2 separate regions of the Homo sapiens genome follow, and region 2 is linked to region 1. Evidence: chromatin contacts called from ENCODE Hi-C or POLR2A ChIA-PET data. All regions are on one chromosome and are shown on one strand. Each heading gives the region's core, a stretch centred on a gene start or an enhancer-like site at or near the end of the contact. The rest is flanking DNA. Distances are from core to core; before and after follow the strand shown.

Region 1 (4,664 bases), core at 2,165-4,664:
ATTTGTGTGCAATGGAAACCCTCAGAGGTTTTTAAAAGCAAGGTCCTTTAACAAAATGTGAACTGAATTTTAGAAATATAAACCTCATGAAAGAATGGAGATTTAATTAGGGGAGCATAACTTGATATGGAGGAGAGACCAACAGGAAAGCTGTTCCACCTCAGTAACTGGCTGTTTCACTCTTAACCATATGTTGTGCTTGCATTTTTCTCCACCGCCCACTCCCACTGCCCCTAGGTTGTTCAAGGCACCTCTATATCTGTTTCATATGTCTCCAAGTCTAGGTAAGGTGACAGGGACCTGAACTTGGGCAGTGGAAATGGAGACAAGAGGACAAGTGTGAGGGGTATTTTCAAGGGCCTGGTCACTGCTCAAAGTGGGAAGGGCAGTACGAGAAGGAGAAGCAGAGAAGAAAAAGACTCTCATTTTCAAACTTAGGAGAAGGGGAACAGATGAGATATAGAACGGAAGGGATGGCCAATAATATCACAAAGAGATGAACAAGATGGCCTGATCAAGGTCTCAAGGTCTCGATCCAACAAGTATTTATTAAGCAGGTACTATGTGCTGGACATTAGAGGAACAATGAGTAAAATCGGTTTTTGTCCACAAGCATCACCCAGAGTAAAGAAAAGAGTAGCAATAGTCAGATATCAGAAACATGGTGCTCCTTTCATTAAATGGCCTTAATTCATGAAGCATCATAAAAAATATACATAAACAACATACATATAGGTTTAAAGCTCCAAAACACCTTTAAAATCTATTCATCTATCTGTTCAATTATATTACAGTCAAAGAAGAGTGCAATAAGTACTTGCTGTTCCTTCTTCCTGTTCCTTCCGCTGGCCTTCTTCCCTCAATTATGGAAATAGCTGATCCCTTTTCATCATTCGGGTCTGAGGACAAATGTTATACCCTCACACCGCCCCTCCCGGTGAGTCACTCTATTTCAAGCATCCTCCCCCATCACATGATCCTGTTTTATTTCTTCATTGCACTAAGAATACCTGAAATGTATATGCCTACATTTATATAGTCTATTTCCCCCTGAGAACGGAAGCTTCATAGAAGGTGAAACAAATCTTGTTAGTTGCTGCCAGTCGCACAGTAAGCCCTCTGTAGAAAATGTTTATTGGCCACATTTTTTTAAAAAGCGAATAAACCTCAAGATTAAGACCTCAAACCAAACTATTCCAGTTTCCAATTGCTTACAGCGACATACTGAGAAATCGAGTGACTCTCAAGAGAAAGGCCATTTTGAGGCTGGGGTCGAACCAAAATCCAGGGGGTCCACACCAGGTCAGTACCCCGGAATTGGCTGTTTTGCAAGATTTCGGGAGTACCAAATTGGCATGAGACATTTGACAACGAGGCCAGCCATGCACCGAGCTCAGGTTTTATTTCCGTTGTCCTTCTGACGTCAGAAAAAGCACGAGTTGCTGCACAGTTTCTTTTATCAAGGTGACAAATTACACCCTCGCTGGGCCCTGCATTCTGCAAACCATAAATTTATTTTCCTCCTCCCCCTTATATTGAAAAATGTAAAAACCCACTGCAGAGAGGTCAAAACCCCTTCCAAACGCAAATAAATACCGTTTTCTAGCAGAGGCGTCTTTTTTCACTTTTGCTACACACATCACCGCGGATTCGTCCGAGAAAGTACGTGATCCTGGCGGCAGTTAGGTTTCTAACAGAGAACGAGGGTTTGTACAAACCCCGGGTCCGCGCCGCAGAGCAAGACAAAGGACTCTGAATTGTAGCACCACCTTCCCCAGCCCAAGGCAGCCTGTGAAAGGCACTGGGAGCGGCGTGACGCGGGTACCGCGAAATTCCTTTTGCTGCCATATGCACTTGTGCCTTCTCTAACTACAGTTCAGCACAAACCTCAGGCGGGCGATTTGGCAGGCAAACGGTGCCCAGGCAGCCGGGTAACCTACTGGGTCCCAGTGGGTGCTGGGGAGCCCCATGCGCCAGGAGGTGGATAATTTAGGGGGCAAGGGGCTCGCACAAGGGCGAAGATGCGCTCTCCTCCCGGCACCGACCCACGCGTTTAAAGGCCTCTGCGGCAACGTTTAGGGACGCGAACTAGGTGCCGGGGGTTGGGGAGGAGGTGGGACTGGAAGCGAGAGCAGTCTGCGCCCAAGACCGCGCAAGAGGTGGCCTTTTGTTCGCTGGCTCCAGCACATCCCGGCTCTCGAAAAAACACTACCTCTGTCCCCTGCCACCCTCTGCATTTTAGAAAATCCTCTTCAGGGCAGGAAAGGACAGTGAGTCACTGCAAGCATCCTTTAGTAATTTCTCCCCGCGCCCTCCTACTTCCCCGCGTTACAGAGGGGCAGAGCACCAGGAAGGACGGCAAACATGCCCCGGTTTAGTGGTGGTCCGCGGCCGCTACCCAGCCGGCCGCACGCAGCACCCCCCGGACATCACACGATCTCCTCTGGGCCTTGCGGACACAGGAAATTTTCACCAAAGGCCGGGGATTCAAACACTCCCAGAACACGGTCGCGCCCTCGGGTCAGCTGCGCTCTCCCTCCAGACGTGCGTGGTTCCTGGCTCTCGTAAAAATGGAACCAGATCTGGTACCACACTCTGCCACAGCCACAGGAAAACACACCAAAGTCACAGGAAAACAAACCAAAAAGTAAGCCACAGCCCACGCAAAGGTGAACTCGGGGGCCCTGGCGCTTCCTCCCGCTGCCGCGTGCGTTCGGGAAGCACAGGAGACCTGGACTTTTCCTCTCCTAAAAGCAACATCCGAAAGCATCGGGCACAGCCGAGCTCTCTCTGCTTTCACGCCCGCAGAGATGATTTCTACGTTACCTCCTCCTCCGACATCTAAATCTCCCCTTGCCGCTCGCCCAGCCCTCCCCGGGAACGGATAATCACCTTACCTCCGGAAATAAAGGGAAAGGTGGCAAAAGGCGATGTGGAGGTGTCCGCCCTTCCGGGGTTTTTACCCTCGGCAGTTTGATGTCCTTTGTGTCAAGGTCTGGCTGCGGAGGCCGGGAAAATGTGGCCCCCGTCAGTAAGGGTTGGGCAGGGAGCTTGGCGTGGCCTGGCGGATTTCGGAGGAAGGTGAAGGGCGGAGGCTCCTGGCGACCTTCTGGCGGAGTGGCGTGGCCGCCCCAGTCCGCGCTCGCCTGGCTCTCCTCCTTTCCGGGCCGATTGCATCAGAATCTCCCCTCACCACCAACCCCCACTCACACTCTGCTCGCCGGCCTCGCACTTACATCGACATGCACCGGCGCTGAGGGTCACGAATCGGAGTCATTCTCCTACTGGGGGACGCGTGGCCCTTCCGCAACCATGGCTTGTGATGGTTTAACGCGGACAGGCCATTCCTCCCCGTCCCGCGCGCGGTCTCCTCCCCTCCTGTGCGCCCGCTCTTTAACCAAAGCTGCGTGTCAGTGAGCCGTGCCGGTCACATGGTGTCACTGCTGGCGGCCGCACCTTGCTGCCTCCCTCTTGCAGCTCTCTGACGATGCAGCGACCGCGGCTGGCGGAGATTGAGCAACGGGGAAAGGGTGAGGGAGGGGTTGCGGGGCGCGCGTGTGCCCGGCGCACTGAAGCTGGCACCGGGAGCAGAGGCTGCGCGCCGCCCTGGCACCTGCCCCTCTCCCTCCCGGGGCCCGGCGGCGTGTTCGGAACCCAGCTGCGGCTGCAGCTGGAGAATGAGAGCCCTTAGGGATGGGGGTGGGGCGGCTAAAGGGGCACCGGCGGAGGACAGGAGGGCTGTGCGTTCCGCTGGGGCCTGCATTTTGGGTACGCCAGAGCCCCGCCGGGGCCGAAGGAGCGAGGGAGTTGCATTGTGGGAAGGGCGCAGCATGAGGATGGCCGCGGGAGTGGCAGGTCCGAGCGCAGCCCGGAGAGCCGCGGGCAGCGCCTGGGACTACGGGCAGCGTTGGAGCGGAGGGCTGGCCCTGGGCACAGCCTGCAGATGGCCCGGGTTGGCGGGAAGGGGACCGAAGTGGCAGGGGCGGCGGGGAGCTCGGGCACCTTTAAAAACCCTTTGTCCCTAACCTGAAGCGGGAGGCACCTCCCCTCTTCCGGATCCAGCACCCGCAGACCTGGTCAGCCCTTCCTGAGATCTGCCCTGTGGAGCTCTGCTTTGGGGACTGGGTGTGAGGTGAACCAGAAGGATTTGCTGAGCACCGAGAAAGCACCGGCCTAGGCGCAAAGAGCCGGGGGCCAGCTCTTGGAGGGCCTGGAGACCCCACGTGGTCCCGACCGAAGGACCTGGTGCGTCCAGGTTAACGGAGCTGGGGCGCTCCAAGTCCGGGGGACGAGGGAGCGGCATGGAGGGGAGCAGGGGCAACTGGGCCTGGTTCCCTTTTTTCCCGCTTACTCTTTGTTTCAGACACAGCCCCCTTTCACTGGCTGGGCACTTGCTTGCAGAGGAGTTGTGTCTTAAAATGGCGACAGGAAATCCCACCTGCGCCTCAGCCAATTAGACTGTCATAGCGCGAATTTGCAGGGTGGAAACGCGAGCTTTTTATTGATAGGGAAGGTTCAGTCTCCTGTTCATGGTTCATCAAAACAGGAAAGGGAAGGTGAATCATAATTCAAAAATTAACTACCTGGAGCGTTTCAAGTAGACAGTAGTCATTGTATTTGGGTGAATTTTGCTTTTTCATCACCACTGGAAAAGCAAGATGATA
Region 2 (4,664 bases), core at 1,414-3,913, 600 kb before region 1:
GTCAGAAAATAGTGAAAATATGGAGATTTATTACAAAGTGAAAAATCCACACTTAAGAAAGGGGAGTGTGGGCGTACTCAAGAAAGCGTCACACAAGGGAGTTTGGGGCTTCTCCCTTTAGGGCTTCTTTAACCAAGGGGTGGTATATTTATGAAGATTCCTGGAAAAAGTTGAAGATTTCTTGGAACTATGGTGCCATCCATTTTTACACCAAACAGGGGGTTTCCAGAACTGTCATGGCACTGACGGGTTTGTGATTTGTATGTTAATGAGCATATAATGAGGTCCTAGGAGAAACCTAGGTCAAATCCAGCACCATGTAGGGTCTAGTCGGTCATAGCCAGCTTGGCCCACACCCTGGTTTTTCAGGGTCTTATCAGCCCCTAGCTTACGCAGGTATTTCAACAGTTTCCTTTTGCTGCTCATGTGAAACTACTGCCTGGAATTTTCTATTCTCCTGTGACCACCCTGTATTATTCCTATCTCAATGAGAATGAGACAGTGCTTTTTTCTACTGTGTCATTTCTTGAATCCTGGCCTACCCTGAGATGAGTAAGCAGGGATGAGTGGAAGTTTTTTTCTCCCCTCCTCTGGTAAAGCCTAGATCCTAAAATGTTACTTTGTGAATTATAAATATAAACACCTCCTCCCCTGTCCTTTTATGCTATTGTCTTCAATAAAACAGATTTTTTTCTCTTAGAAAAATATCAAGACAGTTATTTTTTAAAATGACTTTGACTCCCAGACACATTCCCCAGTCACTTCAAGTGTGTTTTGTCTCTGCTGTTTGCATACATGTTTCCCTACTTCTCTCACCACATCCCAGCATCCAGAAGCTCCCCAGTCCCAACACTCATTCTCATTGTTCAGGGCCAACCTGAATGTCTCACCTCCGTGCAGCCATCCCTTATCCCCTGTCCCAATCCCCTCACCCCAAATCAATCAATTAATCTATATGAAGTGCTCTGAACATTGTCTGGAATATAAAATATATTATATGAGTATTGGCTGCCATTAACATCATTGTGTGTGTTTCTAAAGTACTTTCCACAAACCTTTGCTGTGCATGACTTTCATCTTGTCACTTAGCTTCTTTCCTCACTTATTTACTCAAAATTCACCTTAGTGAGGTCTTCCCGACCAAAATTTCAAAACCCTCCTTTAAATCTCCTTTTCTGATTTTTAAAATCTTTAGCATTTCTCACTATGCACATTTTTCTGCATTATCTTGTTTATTGAATGTCTCTGTCATCAGAATGAAAGCTCCATGGGGGCAGTAAATAGTTATGCAATGAATGAATGAATGTGCTTGCATATATTTTTACCTACTAAGACTCTATATCGTCAGAGAACCTAATATACCATATGGCACTCAGTAGACCAGCTGAGTAAGAGGAAGATCTAGAATCCTAAGGCCATTCCAAAGAATGGCACATTTGAAAGGGTGCCTCAGCGTGAAACACTCAACTGGCTACATAATGAAGGCATTGAGTGTTAGAAGGAGAGGAAAAAATCCCTAACATGGACATAATAACTTATGTCCTTTTCTAGACTACAGTGCCTAAGGACATCTCTGGGTCCTAGGCACATTGTTTATATTTAGTAAAAATTTATAAAGATTACTGATACATAGTATTTGGCAAAGAAAGATAAAAACTGACATATAAACTATTTGCTTATGAAGGATAAATTTAAGGTTAGATAAAAAAAAAAAACCTCATGTTGCTATATTGTATGACGGGTATGGTTTGCAAAAAGCATAATCCAGGGCCATTTTCCGCATTATATTAAATGGTGTTTCTATACTGAAATCAACTCCAAACTTATACCATAAAATATTGTGAAAATGTCATAGGTAGTTAGTGCAAGGTAGTTTTTAAATAGGGAGTCATTACTTTCGAATATCCATGGAACTTAACATTTTCTTACTTAATTTTTATCAAAAGATTTCAGGGAGTTTGGAACGTCTCACAAAATAGCTACTGAACAGGAATATGGAGAGAAGCAAAGTTTGTTAACTGGAATAAAATAAACCTACTTGGAACTTGGAACTCAAAATTCAAGCTCACTTACAAGGTGTCTGCCATGCCCTGCTCACAGAGTATACATTCCTGGTCAAGAATGTTAAGTCCTAAATAATCCTATCTTGGATGACACAGGAACTGATGAAAAAAGATAACCCAATGGCTTTATCACACCAAATATTCTATCACACAGATCAGAAAGAAGTTTTGACTCTAATCCCACTTAGTGGCTGTGTGAACTCAAGTAAGTAACTTAACCCCACTGATCTTCCATTGCCTTGTTTCAAAATGAGAATAGCATATTAGCACTGCCTTACCCAGTTGTTGTGAGGAGCTAATAAAATACTGTGTGTTAAAACGTGTGGTAAACCCTGAAGTGCTATACAAATGTGATGTATTATTTTTGTTCTTTAAAGGTCTTTTGACACCTAATCTTTGCCTCCATAAATGACCTCTTTGTTTTCAAGCTTGCTTTTGTCTGATCTTACACTGGCTCAAATTTTAATCTCTTACCTAGTGAAGTTATTTCTTTAGACCTTGCCTCTGCCCAGCTCTTTCTTGGACTACTAGAACCTAATTACTTCTGTGGCTTCTGTTTGACTCAGCATTCAATAGTATGGTTACTCTGAGCCTGCCATGTAAGAACTGTGAATGTAAACTAAGGGCTTATCCCCCTGTCTACTGTAATCCATCTAAGTAATATGCAATATTTGAGTGTAGATGACAAGATGGCATGAAATTTCACTTCTCTTTCAGAGAACGAAACCAATTCCTTATCTTTAAGAAGGTTTACTTGAAAGGACTTTCAGTTTCTCTTCATAAAATAATGTAGAAACCATTATTCTTTCTGTTTGCCTCTCACCTCAGCACTGGGCTGAATGTATTTATAAACTAAAACTAGAAAGAATTCTTGGTTTGCAAAAGATTTTAACAGAAAACCAGAGCTGATGGCTAATACTAGCAGGAGCAGGGTCTGTGTACTGGTTTCCACTTCATTAAATAATAGCAGCATCCAGCAGATACAGCACCTACTAAGTGCCTGAGTTTTTACATGTATTAATTCATTTACTCTTCACAACTATTATTAGCTCCATCTTGCTGTTGAGGAAAATAATTGACATAAGGTCAAACAGCTAGTAAGTGGAAGAGCTGGGATTCAAACTCAGGCCATTTGATTCTAGAATAAGGTCATATTCTTAACTCTATGTTATATTGCTAATAATAATGATTATTATGATACTGATAACAAAAAAAATGTATTATTTCTTGTTGCATAACAAATTGCCCCGAAATTTAGTGGCTTAAAAGAACAAAATCACAGTTTCTGTGAGTCAGGAATTTGGACACAATTTAGCTAGGTACTCTGCTTCAGAGTCTTTCACAAGCTGCAATCAATGTGTCCTGTGGGGCTGTAGTCATTCCAAGGCTCGACTGGGAAAGGATCCACTTCCATGCTCACTCACATGGTTATTGTTAGAATTCAGTTCCTTGCAGCCTGTTGGACAGAAACCATCCCTAATTCTGTGCCAGGTGGGCCTCTCAAACATGGTAGTTTGCAAAGTGTGAAAGCTGGGAAAGATATAGAGTCCAGCAAAATACAAGCCACTGTCTACTGTTAATAGACATTAGTATTTCCACCACTTTTGTCATACTCTTTTTATTAAGAGCAAGTAACTAAGCCCACACTCAACTGGAGGGGATTACACAAGGATATGAATACCAGGAAGTTGGGATCATTGGCAGTCACATCAGAAGCTGCCCACCTTCATAATAATTAACATTCTATAAATATAATAAGAAAATAACATTTATTGAGAGCTTACTATGTGCCTGGCAATAGTCCAAGCATTTCACGTATATTAATTCACATAATCCTCACAACAAACCTGATACATGAATTAGTAAGGGGAAGTGCCATGATTACACTTAGAGGTGGAGAAATTAATACCACTTTTCTGTATTCCAACAGATAAAGCCTTTCTTAGAATGCTTCAAAATGATTGCCACAAACTGAATCTACCCCAACCACATCCTCTTTCATAACCACTTGTCTTATTCACAGAACAGGCTTTTTCTAGCTGGTGGCAAATAGTAATTTCCCAAAGTAACCCCCTTCTGGCTCTACTAGTCCTGGGGGTAGGGAAGAAGAAGTAGTCTTTAAAAAAAAAAAATCACTATTTTTCATAAATTTTTTTTTTTTTTTTTTTTGGTCACCGAGGCTGGAGTGCAGTAGTGCAATTGCAGCTCACTGCAGCCACGACCTCCCAGGCTCAAGCAATCCTCCCAGCTCAACTTCCCAAGTAGCTGGGACCACAGGCATGTGCCACCATGCCCAGATGATTTTTTATTTTTTTGTAGAGACAGGGTGTCACTATGTTACCCAGGCTGGTCACAAACACCTGGGCTCAAGCAATCAATCCTCCTGCCTCAGCCTCCCAAAGTGACGTGAGTACAGGTGTGAGCCACTGCACTCGGCCAAACATTATACTTTTTATAAATGAATATATCATTACTGTAATTCCAATTTTAAATAGAAACTGCTAATAAGAATCATCTTTTCTGTTTGAAAGGCTACCAAGGATACAAAATATCCAAATCAATTCCAGTTTTGATTTAATTCTAGTTTTTTTACATCGTGCT

The links. Hi-C counts contacts between places; a loop is a spot of excess contacts on that map. ChIA-PET counts read pairs that join two places held with the same protein, here RNA polymerase II (POLR2A). Pooled maps may share reads with other maps.
Region 2: a pooled map shows a loop between it and region 1 (5-fold over the local background). The contact joins the enhancer-like site here to the promoter of SLC38A1 in region 1. A Hi-C loop is called at or near these places in 4 of 50 pooled maps. POLR2A ChIA-PET finds 5 or more read pairs at or near these places in 3 of 52 experiments (CD4-positive, alpha-beta T cell, HEK293 and T-cell).

Annotation. Positions count from the first base shown.
Region 1 is chr12:46,265,629-46,270,292 of GRCh38, forward strand. SLC38A1 (solute carrier family 38 member 1) reads right to left here and starts at 3,415. Exons shown (of 17, transcript NM_030674.4): 1 at 2,898-3,415. LOC105378248 (a long non-coding RNA gene) reads left to right here and starts at 3,443. Exons shown (of 2, transcript XR_001749101.1): 1 at 3,443-3,530. RefSeq lists enhancers at 906-1,889, 2,815-2,874, 2,873-3,855, 2,995-3,044, 3,095-3,194 and silencers at 3,605-3,784, 3,865-3,964.
Region 2 is chr12:45,666,513-45,671,176 of GRCh38, forward strand. No RefSeq gene overlaps it. Among named protein-coding and RNA genes, the nearest start is that of LINC00938, 59 kb to the right of the region's middle. Within about 2 kb of position 2,664, at least 4 of the 41 ENCODE cell types and tissues checked have a DNase peak (open chromatin) inside an H3K27ac peak, as active enhancers do; they include CD4-positive, alpha-beta T cell, where a contact is called at or near this core.